Regions from separate parts of the Homo sapiens genome. Here region 2 is linked to region 1. A link is an interaction called in ENCODE POLR2A ChIA-PET data of the cell type or tissue named here. Cell type or tissue: Panc1. All regions are shown on one strand. Links, peaks and the distances in the headings refer to the core of each region. The heading gives the core; the rest is flanking DNA. Region 1 overlaps TNPO1 (transportin 1). Region 2 overlaps ZNF366 (zinc finger protein 366).

Evidence for each region. ChIA-PET counts read pairs that join two places held together with the same protein. Peaks named below come from ENCODE experiments on the same cell type or tissue, not always from the same donor. Only the 100,000 strongest peaks of a DNase experiment are listed, where the experiment ranks them.
Region 2: POLR2A ChIA-PET joins it to region 1 with 10 read pairs; 3 of 35 experiments call an interaction of 5 or more read pairs at or near these places.

What each region holds. Positions count from the first base shown.
Region 1 is chr5:72,818,419-72,826,290 of GRCh38, reverse strand. All of the region lies in intron 1 of TNPO1 (transportin 1), which reads right to left. Among named protein-coding and RNA genes, the nearest start is that of TNPO1, 5.7 kb to the right of the region's middle. In Panc1, for the core only: no CTCF peak of the experiment used is centred there; no DNase peak of the experiment used is centred there; H3K27ac peaks cover 570 bases.
Region 2 is chr5:72,470,956-72,478,827 of GRCh38, reverse strand. All of the region lies in intron 1 of ZNF366 (zinc finger protein 366), which reads left to right. Among named protein-coding and RNA genes, the nearest start is that of ZNF366, 33 kb to the left of the region's middle. In Panc1, for the core only: no CTCF peak of the experiment used is centred there; no DNase peak of the experiment used is centred there.

The DNA of each region.
Region 1 (7,872 bases), core at 1,944-4,443:
AGCTGTGGCTTGCTGACCCCTAATATAGTATGTTAGAAGGTTGTATGTGCTATGCAAAAAATAAAAAGGAGTCCAGGATAAGAGTGGGTGGGGAAGGGCAGGATAGAATATAGTATTAAACAGGGTATTCATAGATGGTAAGATCTGAGCAAAGACTGGGAGGTAAGTCCATTGAGCCAAGCAGATATGTGGAAGAAGTACATTTCAGAGAGTGGAGCCAGCAAGAGTCCTAAAGTAGGAACAGGACAGACATAGCAAGCAGGCCAGTGAGTAAGGGGAGAACAGTGGTAACAGTAAATGAGGTCAGGAAGGTAAGGAGAAAGTGGAGTGGATTGGGCAGATCATGTAGAGCCTCACAGGACCAGCTTTTCTCTGAGTGAATGAAAGGGAATGTCTTAGTCCATTCGGGTTGCTATAACAAAATACCATAAATGAGATAGCTTATAAATGACAGAAATTGATTGCTTACCATTCTGTAGGATGGGAAGTCCAAGAGCAAGGCATATTCAGTATCTGGTGAGGGCTGCTTTCTAGCTCACAGACTTCTTGCTGTGTCCTCAAGAGACAAAGGGCAAGGGATCTCTCTAGAGTTTTGTTTTGTTTTGAGACAGAGTCTCACCCTGTCACCCAGGCTGGAGTGCAGTGGCGTGACCTCAGCTCACTGCAACTTCCGCCTCCTGGGTTCAAGCGATTCTCCTGCCTCAGCCTCCCGAGTAGCTGGGACTACAGGCACGTGCCACCACGCCCGGCTAATTTTTTGTATTTTTAGTAGAGACAGGGTTTCACGGTTTTAGCCAGGATGGTCTCGATCTCCTGACCTCATGATCCGCCCACCTCAGCCTCCCAAAGTGCTGGGATTACGGACATAAGCCACCGCACCTGGCCTCTAGGACTTTTTAAGGGCACCAATCCTATTCATGAGGACTCCACTCCCATTTCCTAATACCTTGGGAGTTAGGATTTCAACAGTTTGGGAGGACACATACATTCAGATCGTAACAGGAGCCATTGCAGGAGAAGTGACAGGGACTGTCTTAATTTGCGAAAGGTTTATTCTGGCTACTGTATTGAGAAAATACTGTTGGAAGGGGATAGGGCAGAAGGGGCAGACCAGGTAGTAACCTATTTCAGTAATCCAACAAGATGTGATGGTAGTGGCTTGGACAAGGGTGGTGGCAGTGGAGGAAGCAGTGAGGCATGATAGGATTTTCGATGTATTTTGACGATACAGAAAACAGATTGTCCTGAAAGAACAGATCTGAAGAGTAAAAGAAAAAGTGAAGTAAAAAAATAAGGCCAAGATTTTGGTCTGAGCTACAGGAGGACGGAGTTGCCACTGACAGAAATGGGAGAGTCTGTGGGTAAAGCAGGCATTGGGGAGAAAGTTTAGGAGTTTAGTTTTGGATATGCTGACTTTGATGTCTATTATTAAACATTTAGGGGAGATGTTGAATAGGTAGTTGCACATGTAAGACTGGAATTGAGGAGGGGGCTAAAGATCTAAATTTGGGTATTGTTGATATTTACATGGTATTTCAAGCCATGAGACTAAATGAGATTACCAATAAAGTGAGCATAGATAGAAACAAATAAACAAACAATTAAGACTTGGGGCTCTCCAACATTAAGAGGTCAGTGAAAATAAAGGAAAAGGAGAATTACAAGGACCAGCACTGAGACAGCAGATAACCAGGAACGTGTGACGTCCTCGAAGGCAAAGAAGAAATGGTTTCAAGGCTAAGGGAAGCAAACAGCTGTGTCAAATGCTGCTGACAGGTCACATAGGATGAGAATCAATAACACAGGGCATTTAACAATATGGGGGCTACTGAAGAACCAGAGGAGCTGTTTCTGTGGGAGTGGTGCAGACAAAGACCTCACTAGAGTGGGTTTAACAGAGTACTAGAGGAGAGAACTTGGCAATAGCAAGTACAGACAACTATTTTGAGAAATACTGCTCCCAAAGGAAACAAAAAATTGGGGTAATGTGGTGAAGTGGGACAAGATTTTTTCCTAAGAGGGGAGAAATAATAGCATATCTGTTTGCTGATAGAAATGATTCAATAAAAAGAACAAAATTGATGATGTGGAAGAAGAGAACCTGAAGCAAAGTCCTTGAGCAGATGAGAGAGAATGGGGCCTAGTACAAAGGCAGACAAGAATATGAACAGTTAATCTAAGGTAACAGGCAGGAAGACAGCCATGTACTGAGCAGATGCTGCGCAGACCCTTTCATAAATAGAGTGCCAGAGGTATGTGGAGTGGTGGCAATCTATGGAAGTTCTGATTACTTCAATTTTCTCAGCAAAGTGGGAAGCAAGGTCATGAGCTGAAGGTGAGGATGGGAAAAGAGATATAGAAGGTTTGGGGAAAATAAGATATGAAATAGTCATTTAGAGGAGTGGAAGAGTAAGCAGACTAGGAAAATACAGTACAACCATCAGGCAGCATTACAGACCCACTTAAGGTTTGTGGCCATGTGTGGTTGTGTGGTTTTTTTTCTGGCCATGCTCAGTTACATAGGGGCAAGTGCAAAAAAAACCCCAGAGTTTGTTTTAACTAGAGCTCTGGTTTTGCCAAACAAGCAAAGAGCAAGGAAAGGGATCCAAAGAAGTAATTAAACTGATTAATCATGAAATTTAGATGAGTAAATTCCACATAAAAGGGAGTGAAAACATCAAGAGGGTAAGGGGCAGGGGAGCAGTAATAGGATCAATGGGTTGGAGATTCCATTGGGGTCAGAAGATGGTTAGGGCTGAGGCACTAGGAGTGAGCTGCAAAAATAGGAAGAAGCGGTAACAGAGCAGAACACATGAAATGGCAACTATGGAGGGACTGCAGTTATTGACAGTGCACGAGGGTATCACTGTGGAATGAGTGGCTGATATAGCATAGATGGGAAGAGCACTGGAAGAGAGGTCTAGGAAGTGAGAGGCCAGGGTTTGGGTGGATCAGTTATGTACATTCTTATCAATTTCAATATAAAGACTGGAGAGTGGGACAGTGGGCCTTTATGACATAATTCAAAACTGAAGATTATAGGGAGAAAGGAGGAAGCATAGTCTGAAAGAAGTAAGAAGACTCATGACAGATATCTTTCCCACCTCTAGAAACAGTGGGAGGAAAGTTACGGAGCAAACAAACAAAAACAGCCACAACTGCACAGTGGAAGAGAGTCCGGTTTCCATTACAGCAAGAAAGTGAAAGCAACATCTAAGAATGGTTCAGACTGGATTTTGCAGATGATGGATAGTTAATTTCACAAAGTACAGTAGAAGGGTATGAAAAGTTGAGAAGAGGTTTAAGAAAAAGCATAGACCCCACTCCAGCCTGGACAAGAGAGCTAGACTGTGTCTCCAAAAAAAAAAAAAAAAAAAAAAAAGTGTAGACCCAGGCCAGGCCGGGCGCAGTGGCTCACACCTGTAATCCCAGCACTTTGGGAAGCCAAGGTGGGCGGATTGCCTGAGGTCAGAAGTTGGAGACACGCCTGCACAGCACAGTGAAACCCCATCTCTACTAAAATACAAAAAATCAGCTGGGCATGGCGATGTGTGCCTGTAGTACCAGCTACTCGGGAGGCTGAGGCAGGAGAATTGCTTGAACCCAGGAGGCAGAGGTTGCAGTGAGCCGAAATCATGCCACTGCACTCCAGCCTGGGCAACAGAGCGAGACTCCATCTCCAAAAAAAAAAAAAAAAAAAGTGTAGAACTTTTTATGAATGGAATGCCAGAGACAAAATGTGAACAGGAAGTCTGGAGTTTCTGTGGTTACTAACAAGGACTAATCCTAGCACACATGACTCCTGATATACTCACGTGTTTCTCTAAGAAATGGAAACTGCTGGGTCAAAGATATTTTTACTTTAAAATAGCCGTACCGATATATTCAATGTTATCCCTACAACCTTCTCAATACATACTAACAAAACTTTTTTCTCTTTGGCCAGTATAATGAGAAAAAAAAAAAAGTCACTGCTTTACTTTGCATTTTTCTGCTGGTGAGGTAAATCATTATTCCATGTTTACCTGCTAGCCATATTTCCTCTTCTGTGGAACTTGCCCACTTAAAAAACTGAGTTGTTTTCCCTTTTAAATCGATGTAGAGTGCTTTAAAAATCTATTTTATTCTGCTCTTAATGATTCATACAAATCAATCTTCTAGATTCGTTTCATATCTTTCAATGGCTCATGATAGGGTGACATAAGGCTCAGTAGGTTCTCTCTCTTCAACATCCCTCTCTACTATATATTAGAGTTTGTCTAATTAAGACCTTAGTCAAATCTGGCCATACCATTGGTTTCATAACTGTTTTTGCACTACAGTGGTAGAGATGGTATGGCCCACAAAGCAGAAAATATTTGCTACCTGGCCCTTTACAGAAAGTTTGTGGACCCCTGCTATATACCTTTCAGGGCCCCTGAACCGCTTAAGAGTTCCAAGAACACAGCAGATCTTTATGTTTACTGACACACTCACTGAAATGCTGTTCCTAGTTCCCAAAATGCTCCAGACATTCCCCCTAATCTATTCAACGAATCTATTACTGGCCTTTCTTGGTGTTTTTACAGATTTATATCACAAAAGCTGTAAATACACTTATTGAACTTGTTTATTTACATATCTCTTTCTCCACTAGTATGTAAATCTCTCGACAAGAGATAATCCCAGCACTAATAAATGGCACAAAAGTCCTTCATGGTTTGCTAGCTCTCTCATCATTTCCTAGTTCTGCTATGCTCCAGTCAAAATATATATTTAATTTCATTAAATATTTTTCAAAAACACAATTTCAAATGGTAGCATAATAATCAATAGTTCTGTACTTTTATATTCTTATCTTTAAAATCTTGTTGGATACCACCTATTCCTAATAATTTATTTGCATTTATTTAGTATATTCATGATTTGCTGAAATACTTCTCTTCCTTAATTCCTTTCTTAGTAAAAACAAAAGTGGTGGAATCTTATCCTTCCTAGCATTAACTTTTTCATTTGTGGTAGAAACATATGCATCTAGGATAAAGGGGCTCCACTAATAAATTATTTTACTAATGGCTTCGGAGTCATCTATAAAATGCAACTCAAATATGAATTTTTCTCTAATTTTCAGTATAAATTTAACTTCCTACACCTTGTAGGCAGTTCTATTCTCCTTATGTGAAACACATATTTTTTTGCTTGTTTCCCCAGTAAAACCTTCATTTACTTTACCAGGAGTTTTACTAAACGTATATTTCAATTTTAGCACTTACGGGCCTTTTCATTTCTCTTATTCCCCAAATTTAATCAAATTTGAGATTTCTTTGGTTTTCTCTCACCTATTTGTGTTAAGATCATTAAGAATTGCACCCACAGATATTTGGTGCATTCACTTTAGAACCCGGTTTTATATAGTTGTTACCAATTATATCTCATCCAGGTAAAGATTTTCTTTTTCTAAAATGTGGAAAGTTAAGCCCTGTCTTGTTTAACTTTGCAACTTACCCATTCATTATTCCCAGCTCAGTTTAGCTATCTTAAAAATGTGGTCTGTGATCTATAGTTAGTTATAGTATAAAATTCTGAATATGTATATGATATAAAAGTATACAAATAAAACAGCATGATGAGCTTTGCAGTCAAGCAGATCTAGATTCAGATTCAGGCTCGAACGCTCTGAGCCCTTGGACAAAGTACTTACCTATTTACACTTTGTTTTCTCATCAGTAAAATAGAAGTAACTTCCATGTATAACACAGAGCCAACATAATAAATGAGAAAAATGTACATGAAAGTGACAATGTATGTTAAATGCCTACAAATGATGTCTAGTACATTACAAGGAAAACGTTAATCCACTCTCTATTCCTCCAATCCCAAAGCAACAGGAACAATACTGTGTAGTCTCAATTTATTATATTAATAAGTTCATTATTAAATTCCCTTAAGTAAAAGCAATTTGCAGTATGGACCATGAGCTTTGGATGTTTACTTTGACTCAGTATTTTTGCTTTGGGGACTCTAAATAATCCAGAATGCAGAAATTGATTTTTGTATGAGGATGTTCATTGCAGTGTTTCTTATAACTGCAAAAAAATTAGAAACTGTTTAATAATGAGAAATCCACACAAACATGCAAACATTAAATATGGTGACAAAATAATTAAGTAGCATAAGAAAATGCTTATGGTGAGAATACAAAATTACTCACATAGTAAAGTCTCAACTGTGAAAAAAATCCAATAAACTCAGAAAAAAACATTGGAAGGAAATGCGCAAAAGGGCTTACAGTAGTTACTACGTAGTACTGATATTTGTAATTTTTATTTTATGGTTTTCTATAGTTTTCTGAAATAATTAACAGTGATAATGACATTGATGATAACAGCAGTTATTATTTATAGAAAAGTTAATACATGTCAGGCCCAGTTTTAAGAGCTTAGTGTATTAACTCATTTAATCCTCATAACATAAGATGAAAAAGTGAGATTAAATAACTTGCCCAAGGTCACACAGATAATTACAGAAGGTGCCAAAATCTGAATCCAAATAGTGTGGCTCCAAAGCGCCTGTTCTCTACACTACATTGAAAAGTTTTGCTTTGTTTTAAAAATTTAACCATTAAAAAGGCATATATCAATCCCAACTTTATGGTCTCACGGTTATCAGCTTTTTTTCAGTACTGAGTTGTAATATTCGCTCTGGCATGGAGTGTCTTTTTGGATTAAGATGTAGCCACTATTCCTATATGTATTCTATCTACTCCAGAAAATTCCAGGACAAATCCACCTCCCTATTTCCCATTTCAATATCTCATTTGACCATTCAGACTCTAGAACTCTAATATTCCTACTTACTACAGCAACTTACAGTACTTCAAAGGACCCTTCAAAGCAACCCAATCAAACTTGCTTTTGAAAACCTCTCCTAACTAACATCCACGCATACAACTACAAATCAGTTACCACTTGCTGTGGTTTGAATATGGTGTGTCTGTCTCCATCAAAATTCATGTTGAAATCTGATCATGATCTGGTGGACATGATTTAGTTCCCTGAGGGTGAGTTGTTAGAAAGCCAGGCCCTTCCCTCAGATTTCCCCCTCTTTGCCTGGGGTGGCTTCCCCTTTGACCTTCTCTAGCAGGTTATGATGCAGCACAACAAGCTGACCAGATGGCGGCGCCTTGCTTCTTATACTTCCCAGCCTGCAGAACCGTGAGCTAAATAATAAACCTCTTCTCTTTATAAATGACCCAGTCTCAGGTATTCTTTTACAGCAACACAATACGGATTAAGGCACCACTCTTGCAAACATCTGTCTTCCATTGTGAAGCTCATCCCTTGTACAACCCAGAAGACTCCTTCACCTGCCAACACTCAACAGATTTACCATGGCAATGGCTGAATAGGGTCAACTAAGAAAAATCCTCAACCTCCAGGGGAATTTCACTGTTTCTGATCCTTCCTCTTTGAGGATGGCATTGTTCGCCATTGTTTTTGAAAACCTCATCAGTTTCTTTGATTCTCTCAGCTTTCTCATCCTTTTGCTGGTAAACCAAACTGTTTTGAGGGGGGAAGATATCTTTTTAGCACCAATATGTATTCAAATATCAATCTCAGGAAAAAATATCACAATTTATACCCTGGCCAATAAAAAGAACTCCCCCACTTACTGCTGTGCTCCTCTCTGCAGTTTATATTTGATAAATTCATTTATTTCATTACCTATGTCACTTGGTTTGACGTCACTTTATAACCAGGTTTCTTTTCTTAAAAAAACATTTGCAGAATCCAACATGGTTAAAATTCAAGAAATTCTTCTAAATACAGATGTTTACATTTCAATGTAGTAGCTCATTTACAACATTTAGAAAAACTGAGTTCATGGAATGGC
Region 2 (7,872 bases), core at 2,769-5,268, 350 kb after region 1:
CTGAATGATTCAGTAGACAAAGTCCCCTTGGGGTGAGCAAACCCTTTCAATGGCCAGTTCCCTGGCAGGTGCCACCACTTTACATTTGCAGAATATTTCCACCCTTTGCAAAAATCTTTCACCTACTCTATCTTGCTTGATTATTACAGCAACATGTAAAATGAGTAGGATTACCAGGGTTTCCTTTTCTTTTCTAGGGGTAAAAATAAATAGACTCTCAAATTTAACTGACTTTCCAAACTCAGTGACTGAGTTAAGCAAGGTGAGCTGTGCAGTTCACTCTAAAGGAGCAGTGTGGACTAATGAAAGATGTACAGGCAAAGAAATTGGGCACATTTGGGGTGGAATGCCAGCTCAGCCACTTACTCACTCCCTCACCTCAGGCAAGCCAGTTCCTTTCTATGCTTTGATTTCTCATCCATAAAATGGAATAATGGCACTGTGTTGCAGGATTGATGCAGGGATTAAATGATACAATGCTCCATTTCCTTCCATTATTCTATCTTTGTGGTTGTGTGTGTTTTTGTGTGCCAGCTTGAAACCTGCATAGAAGGGGTGGTATATCAAGACACTGAAGAAATGGGTGACTGTGAAGGGCCCCCACACAAGGCCTGGCACAGAGCAGACATTGCATAAATCTAACTCCTCTTTCACTGCCCAGCTCACAAACTCCTGGGAGCCATGACGCCCTTGGAGGCTTTCCCCTGAAGGTTGCTTATGTAGTCTTACAATCCTACTCACTGAAATGTCTTTTCCCACCAAAACTTTGAGAGTGTTGCTGGAATTCAGAAATAGGATTCATTAAAAAAAAACAAACCCTCAAATATTTATCCAGAAGGCCATTATATAAGTGGGCTCAACAACTGTTTGCAATAGTTCTTATGTCATGACTAAGAGCAGAAATTGGCAAACTATAGACCTCAGGTCAAATCCAGCCCACCACTTTTTTTTTTTGTAAATAAAGTTTTATTAAAACACAGCCACTTCCGTTTGTTTATGTGGTGACTCTGGCTGCTTTCATTGCCACTGACAGGATTGAGTAGTTGCAACAGAGACTGTGTGCCTCAGAAAGCTGAAAATATTTACGGTCTGATCCCTTACTTCCAGGTTATGTGACCGTAGATAAGTCATTTATATTCGTTGTGCCTCAAATTCCTTACCTATAAAATAGGGATAATTGTACTGATTAAACCATAGACTCCATATAAAAGACTTGCATGTGGTGAGTCCTCAGTTAATAATAGCTATCATTATTGTTACCAGAATTGTTGATTTGCAGCAAAGCTCTTTGGGTAAAACACTAACCCAGGAACAGAAACCTATTTGGTCACCCTCAGTTTTAAAGGTCTCTCCTGCAGATATCAATAGCAGCTAGAATAGTCATCCTTCCTTGTCACAATCATGTTTTCTTAAGATCAGCCATTTCAATGCCATTAGCTCAACTTCCAGGACATTAAAAGCATATCCTCCCATTCCTCCACACTTAATGTAGACGCTTGGATCAGTGCCACTGGATATTTTCCAATATTCTGTGTACCCTCTCTGGGAAAGAAGGAATTGAATGAGGCATTTTGTTAAAATTAAATGTCAAGAGTACCAGCTGCTTATTTCTAAAAATATGAGCTAGATATTCCAAAAGGTGTGAACCATCAATCAAAGTACAAGGGAAGATTTTGCATTTAGTTGTTTGTTGTTAGAAATTTTTTTAATATTGTAAAGAAAACCAACCTTTTGACAAATGGCATTGAAAGCCATTAAGGGAGTTGAAAAACCAGCAGTTCCACTTTGTCTCCTCTATATGGTGGGAAATGCTTTCTCAATGTAAAGAAATTGTATCCTGAAGTCCAACCAGCATATGGAGGTGATTTCCAAGACAGAAGTGAAAAAAAAAAATCCCACAGCCCGACCTTTCAGAAGTATCATAGTCATGCAGAGAGAAAGCATCCTGCCCTCTTCCTCATTGTTAAGCTTTGTGGGTTAGAAGAGCCATCCCTATGGTGGTAGCCGTATCTCCAACCCAGCTTCTCACCAAGTGGCTGGGCAGGGTCTTGATGTGGGATGGAGAGAAGTCTTCCGCTCAGGGCTCACATGCATACAAATGGTGCACCTGTGAGCACTCCCCACTGCTGCCAGGGGAGAGCATAACCTGTTCAGGACTTTTCCTTTGTGATTACCTGGACCCCAGATGGCCATTGCCATGGCTGTGCCTCATCAACTCAATCTTGACATACAGAAAAATTTTCTCCACACCTCCAACACCCCACCATTAGTATCCTGGGTGGGTGGTGGAAAGGGAGGGATGACTGCAAGTCATAGGGCTTTTTCCAGCAGAATGTCTCTGCTGCCATGCTCACCCACTCACCATGTCCATTCACACTTCCCTTATTGTAGAGACTTCCATTTACATCGAACAGAGATTCACTGAGTACTCCCTACAGTACTTTTCAGCCTAGGATGGCCATGAGAATCACCTACAATACAGAGCTCTTAAAAAACATCGATGCCTGACTCCCACCCAAGAGATCCTGAGGTGATTTTGGTCTAAGAAAGAGCCTAGGTTTGCATTTTTTAAGGGAGGGGGCATTGTATGTTTAAAACTTCCAAAGTGATTCTCGTGTGCTGACCTACCATGTACCAGCCATTCTTCTAGAGACATACAACAGTGAACACAGGCCAGGTACCTGGTCTTATGAAACTTAGGATCTAGTGGGGCAAGTCAGATAATAAACATATGAATGACCAAGAAATTTTTTTATGGTGCTACCAGGAAAATAAAACTTGAGGCTGTGAAAGAGACAGCCAGGGATGCAGAGATTTGTAACTTTAGAGTGGTCAGGGCATCATTGTTATGGGGTCATACTTTGCTTCTTTACACGTGGTGAGCTCAGTGCTACAACAGGGCTGCAGTCAGACAGATCCTGCTCCTTGTTCATGACGGCATGGTGTCACCGTGTTCCCCGAGGCCAGATTTTACGGGCTGATGGACAATGAGAGCCTCTGATTGGGCAGATCAGCCCAAATCAACCACTGTTGCTGGAAGCCACCTTAGAGGGCATGTCTTACCCTCAGTGATTTGGTTTCAGAATGCTCCAGTCTTTTTGTCTTTTACCTACTATTAAATCAATAGCAGAACTCCTTTGACTACCTCACTCCAACATGATATCCTATTATCAGCATCATCTATTGAATACAGTTTTCTGACTTGTATATTGATAGTACTAAAAGCAGATCAAAACTCACTTATTCTGTACAGGCCCTCTGCAAGATAATGGTCTCATTGAATGAATTGCTAAGGTAGGCATTACCAGTTGAGTTTCATAAATGTGGAAACCAAGCCTCTGAAAGTTTAAGAGAATTTAGTGCGGCTTACCTCTGTAGTCCTTTTAGGTTCCTTCCAGCTTAGAAAATCTATGGTCCTATGATCTTTAGTGAGTTTCCTCCAGTGAGGTAGCAAGCCTCTAAGGGAAGGCATTTCATCTTCCCTTAGAAGGAAGATCTTTGCAGAAGACCCCCTTCTCTCCCACCCACCATGGGCCTTCCTTGTGTTGGGCAGTAAATACATCAGGGACCAGTCTGTGAAGGCAGCTTTCTGCTCACTTTTGGGTCCCTGAGCCCTACAGGAAGGTCTTCAGGCTGCGGGCTTCAGGATTGCTGCTCATAAGCTCCTGCATGTCAGAGCAAAGATGGTAACTCTGGCCTTTCTTCTCAAGACTCCAGGGTGGAGTTCTCAGTAAGCAACATTGAGCCTCCTCAAAGAAGCTCCCAAAGCACCTCATAGGCTTTTATAAAGGCTTCTGTGGGTGTTTGTCCCAAGATCTGTACCCTGGACAGAAAAGTTCAAGAGAAACAATTCTTTTATGCTACCCCTCCTTTCTTTCTAATTAAATTTTTAAAAATTGAGATTAAAATGCCAAATAAAGAGTCATTGTAATTCCTAAATTAGGAATTATTATTCAATAAGGCAGACTTAGAATTCCAAATAGTAAGTGGATTCTGTGGTTAAAGATGTGGAGGATTCCATACAGAGAAGGAAATTCCAGTAAGGTTGCTAAGGGAACTATATCTTTGAAGGGAACCCCCTATTTTGTTAATGTAATGCACACACAAAGAATAAGCAACTTGGATTACTTTACATGGCTTGTGTGTGTGTCTGTGTGTGTGTGTGTGTGTGTGTGCATGGGTGTACATTTGAGACAAAGAAAAAGAAAGCAAGGTTATGAATGTGATGAAATCTTATTAAAAAAATTAACATAGAAAACTGAAAAATTACAGTAACCTTCCTTTCTGAATTTGGACTTTCCCTCCCTTACTCTGATGTCCTTTTTTATTTTCACAGTTTAAGTCCCAAAAGAGAGATACAAACCTGTCCAAGATATAAGTCCTGTGATTATTTCAATGTAGTGGAAGAATACTTAAACCCTCACAGATTTAATCAACAGTGGCATTTTCCCCCCTCCCCTGTCCTTTCTCCTTTGTGTGCAGTGGAGAACCACAGCCCTCCAAGGAGACTTTCAGGATGGCTTAGCTGCCCCAGCTCCGTGCAGGAGCCTGAGAGTTCTGAGCCTTTTAATTGGCCTTTGTGGTGCTTCTGAGACAGTGTCAGAAACTCCTGATCTCATCTTCTTGAGGCCAAAGACATAGATTTAAGAGGTTAAAGGTTCATCTCCAGTACCAACAAATGCTCTTTAAACAATGTGCAAATTCAACATAGTGCTCACAGCAATAAATAAGCCATAATGATAATGTTTGCTGCTGCAAATTTCTCCACATGGCAAATTAATTCATTCTGATTCTGAACTGGCAACCAATGGCAACATTAATTTGCCAGATGGAGATACAACCTAAATTCACATGTGCTCTTCAAGCCACAGACAAACCTCTTTTCAAAGGCAGATATAGCAATGCATAGTAAGAGGATCACAACCAAGCAAGGGATATCTACTGAGTATCTTCATGGTGACCAGTACAGTGCAAGGTGCAATGACAGAAGAGAGTATGAATCCTAGGCTGCAGGGAGCTTAAGCACTGGTTAAGCACTAAACCTAAACACAAAATAATCAGAGTGCAATATAGGGGGAAAACATACATTTAACCCGGGGATCAGTGGGTTTAATGTCATAGGATTTGAAACAAGAGACAGATAACTGAGTAGGGAGCAAAGGTTTCCGGGAAGAAGCTGAACTTAAGTTCAGCCGGGAAGAATGGAATGGGTCAATGAAAAGAACATTTCTGGATGGCCAATCAGTCTAAACAAAGGCAACGAGGAAGGAATTATTATGCCTCTTGTAGCTAATTGTGAAAGTCTGATCTGACTGCAGTTGACAGGATTTTAGAGAGAAGGGGAACAGAGTTGGACTTGATTATGGAGAACTTTGACAGTCAGGTAGAGGAATTGACATTTGATTTGCTCTATATATCAGATAAGGATTGTGTTTCGCTGCAAGCCACAGAACTCTGAATACATTTTCTTAACCAAGTAAAGGATTCATTTTCTCAAATAACAAGAAGACCAGCACCAAGTGGGTACAGGAGCTCCACACTGACAATCTCCCTCTACCTCTTGACCATACATGGTAGGAAGCATTGTTGCCTCATTGTTCCAATATGGCTGCTCCTCCTCCAGCCTCATATCCACATTCCAGGCAGTTTTATCTACTATTTATTGTAAAAGAACAGAACAAAATTCTCTTAAGACTAGCAAATTATAGCAATTTGAAAATCCATCACTTACAAATGTTAAGTACTGGTGATTGTATAAGATAGTGACAACGCAGAAAGGTTTAGGAAATGGTCCCTGGCTTCAAGGAGATCCCAGTGTTGTGGGAGGTTAGATTATGCAATACCCCATGAGGAAGCTCCCTCGAGGGTGTGGGCATAGTCTGTGGGAGTTGAGAGGAAGGGGGACTGATTCTGTCTGAGGGCTGGGGCATGATTTGCACTTTGATATTGTGTGGTTCTACAGTGGTACAAATAGGACTGGACTTTTCATTTACCCTGAAAGCAGCTTTTAAGCAACTCAACTACATTAGGGCCCCGGGGAAGGACTTTACATTGCCAAAATCTACAGGGCTCACCCTTGACACGCCAGAGTGCCCTCTCAGCACTGGGGAAGAAGCCAGGGAGAAACTCGGAGGGCTGGAATGGAGAAACTGGATTAATCATATTTGCAGTGTGTAATTCTGTAATTACTATGAATCTTTCTAACCGATTCTTCTTTATTTCAAGGTTAACTGCAGTTCATTTTTGGACTTATACTTACTGGCTTTCTTAATGCAGTTAATTGAAGGTCAGCCTAATTTTGCAAGTCCCCAAATTCTTCCTCTGTTCTACAGAACCCACTGGTAGGGAAGGCTGTGGCACTGGTTGGGAAAGGGGAAACTTTTTCTCTCATCCTTCACATCCAAAGATAGTCCTTCATCCTTTTCATGTTGTTTTAACTGACATTTTAATGATTAAATAAAAACACACAAAAAAAGAACATTTTGAAAGAAAATAGTTTCTGATGTTAGTCAAGGAAATGTAGTTCTGCTTTTTGTTCTCTCATGTTCAGTAAATCAACCAACCAGTTCAATATTCCTCTAGTAGCTCCTAAAATGTTTTGCACGACATCTGGTTGTCAGTTTCTTTCACTAGATGGTGAGTTCCTTGAACCTAGTTTTTGGTTTATAAGACATTGTCCTCCTGGCACCCAGCATAGTGCAGACACAGAAGAGACACTTGAAGCAGTTTGCTGAGTGAATACCTGCAGGGCAGTTCCTCACAGTCTGAGTTTTTACTGTGGCTTGTATTTATTTTCCTGATGATACAAGCCTAGGTCATAAAACTGTATGCCCAAAGAAAAAGCCTGGGTGAAGTCTGACAGGAGCATCCAAAGACCTTAGGCAGAGGCTAAGACTGGAGGATCACTTGAGGCCAGGAGTTCAAGACCAGCCTGGGCAACAAAGTGAGACCCCGTCTCTTAAAAAAAAATTTTTTTTAAGACCTTGGGCAGAAAAATCAAGGAGTCTATTAAAATGCCTCAAGAGAATTTTTCAGAGCTCAAAAGGAAGGGAATCCCAAGTCTAATTTTGTCTGAGTGTTTGCTGTTTGAAAGCCAATATGAATTTTTACATTTTTAATGCAAGTGTTTGAATAGCTAAGTCATCTACAGTGTATAGAAGTATAAGTTGCAAAAGTATACCATTAAAAGTTTCCTTTCCACCCAGGCACTGAACAGCTGCAGAGGCACCCACCCATAGACTATGATGGGAACGGCCCCTCCATAAATTGGTAACTCAGCTGCTTCACTCCCAAACCTTCCTCCTCCAGCCATACAGTCCTTTTCCCCAGAGACAGCAGATAATACCAGATTCTTCTATTTCCTTCTAGAGCTAGGCTATCTGTACATGTACACAAGGAGATAAGTGCATGTATTTTATCAGTATGTATATTTTATAAGAATGATTTTAGTGAGCAGAATCAATAGAAAAAAATCAATATGAAGCAGACGAATGAGAAGACTTGGAACAATAAAAATGTAAAGTGGGGAGAAAAGGTATCCAGATGCAGAGTGATCATTCATCAGAAGGCAGAAATATAGCAAGAAGTCTACTACATAAAATAAAAAGAAACAGTGAACAGTGGGGTCACAGACCCATCTGCCCATGAGGATGGGCTTTTCCACAAAGCGAATGAGCATTTGCATGGAGAGTCACGGGGAATCTGCAGCTATTGAGTCAGTGAGGGAAATCATGGTGGCCTGCTCCCCCAGGACACACTGTATTTGCAGGAATGTGGGTGTGTTTTACTCTGTGGTTGCATACTCACTGAGAGACTCATTGGCATTTGCCCACTGTCACCTTGGGCATTTTCAGAACCTTCCCACATTCCTTT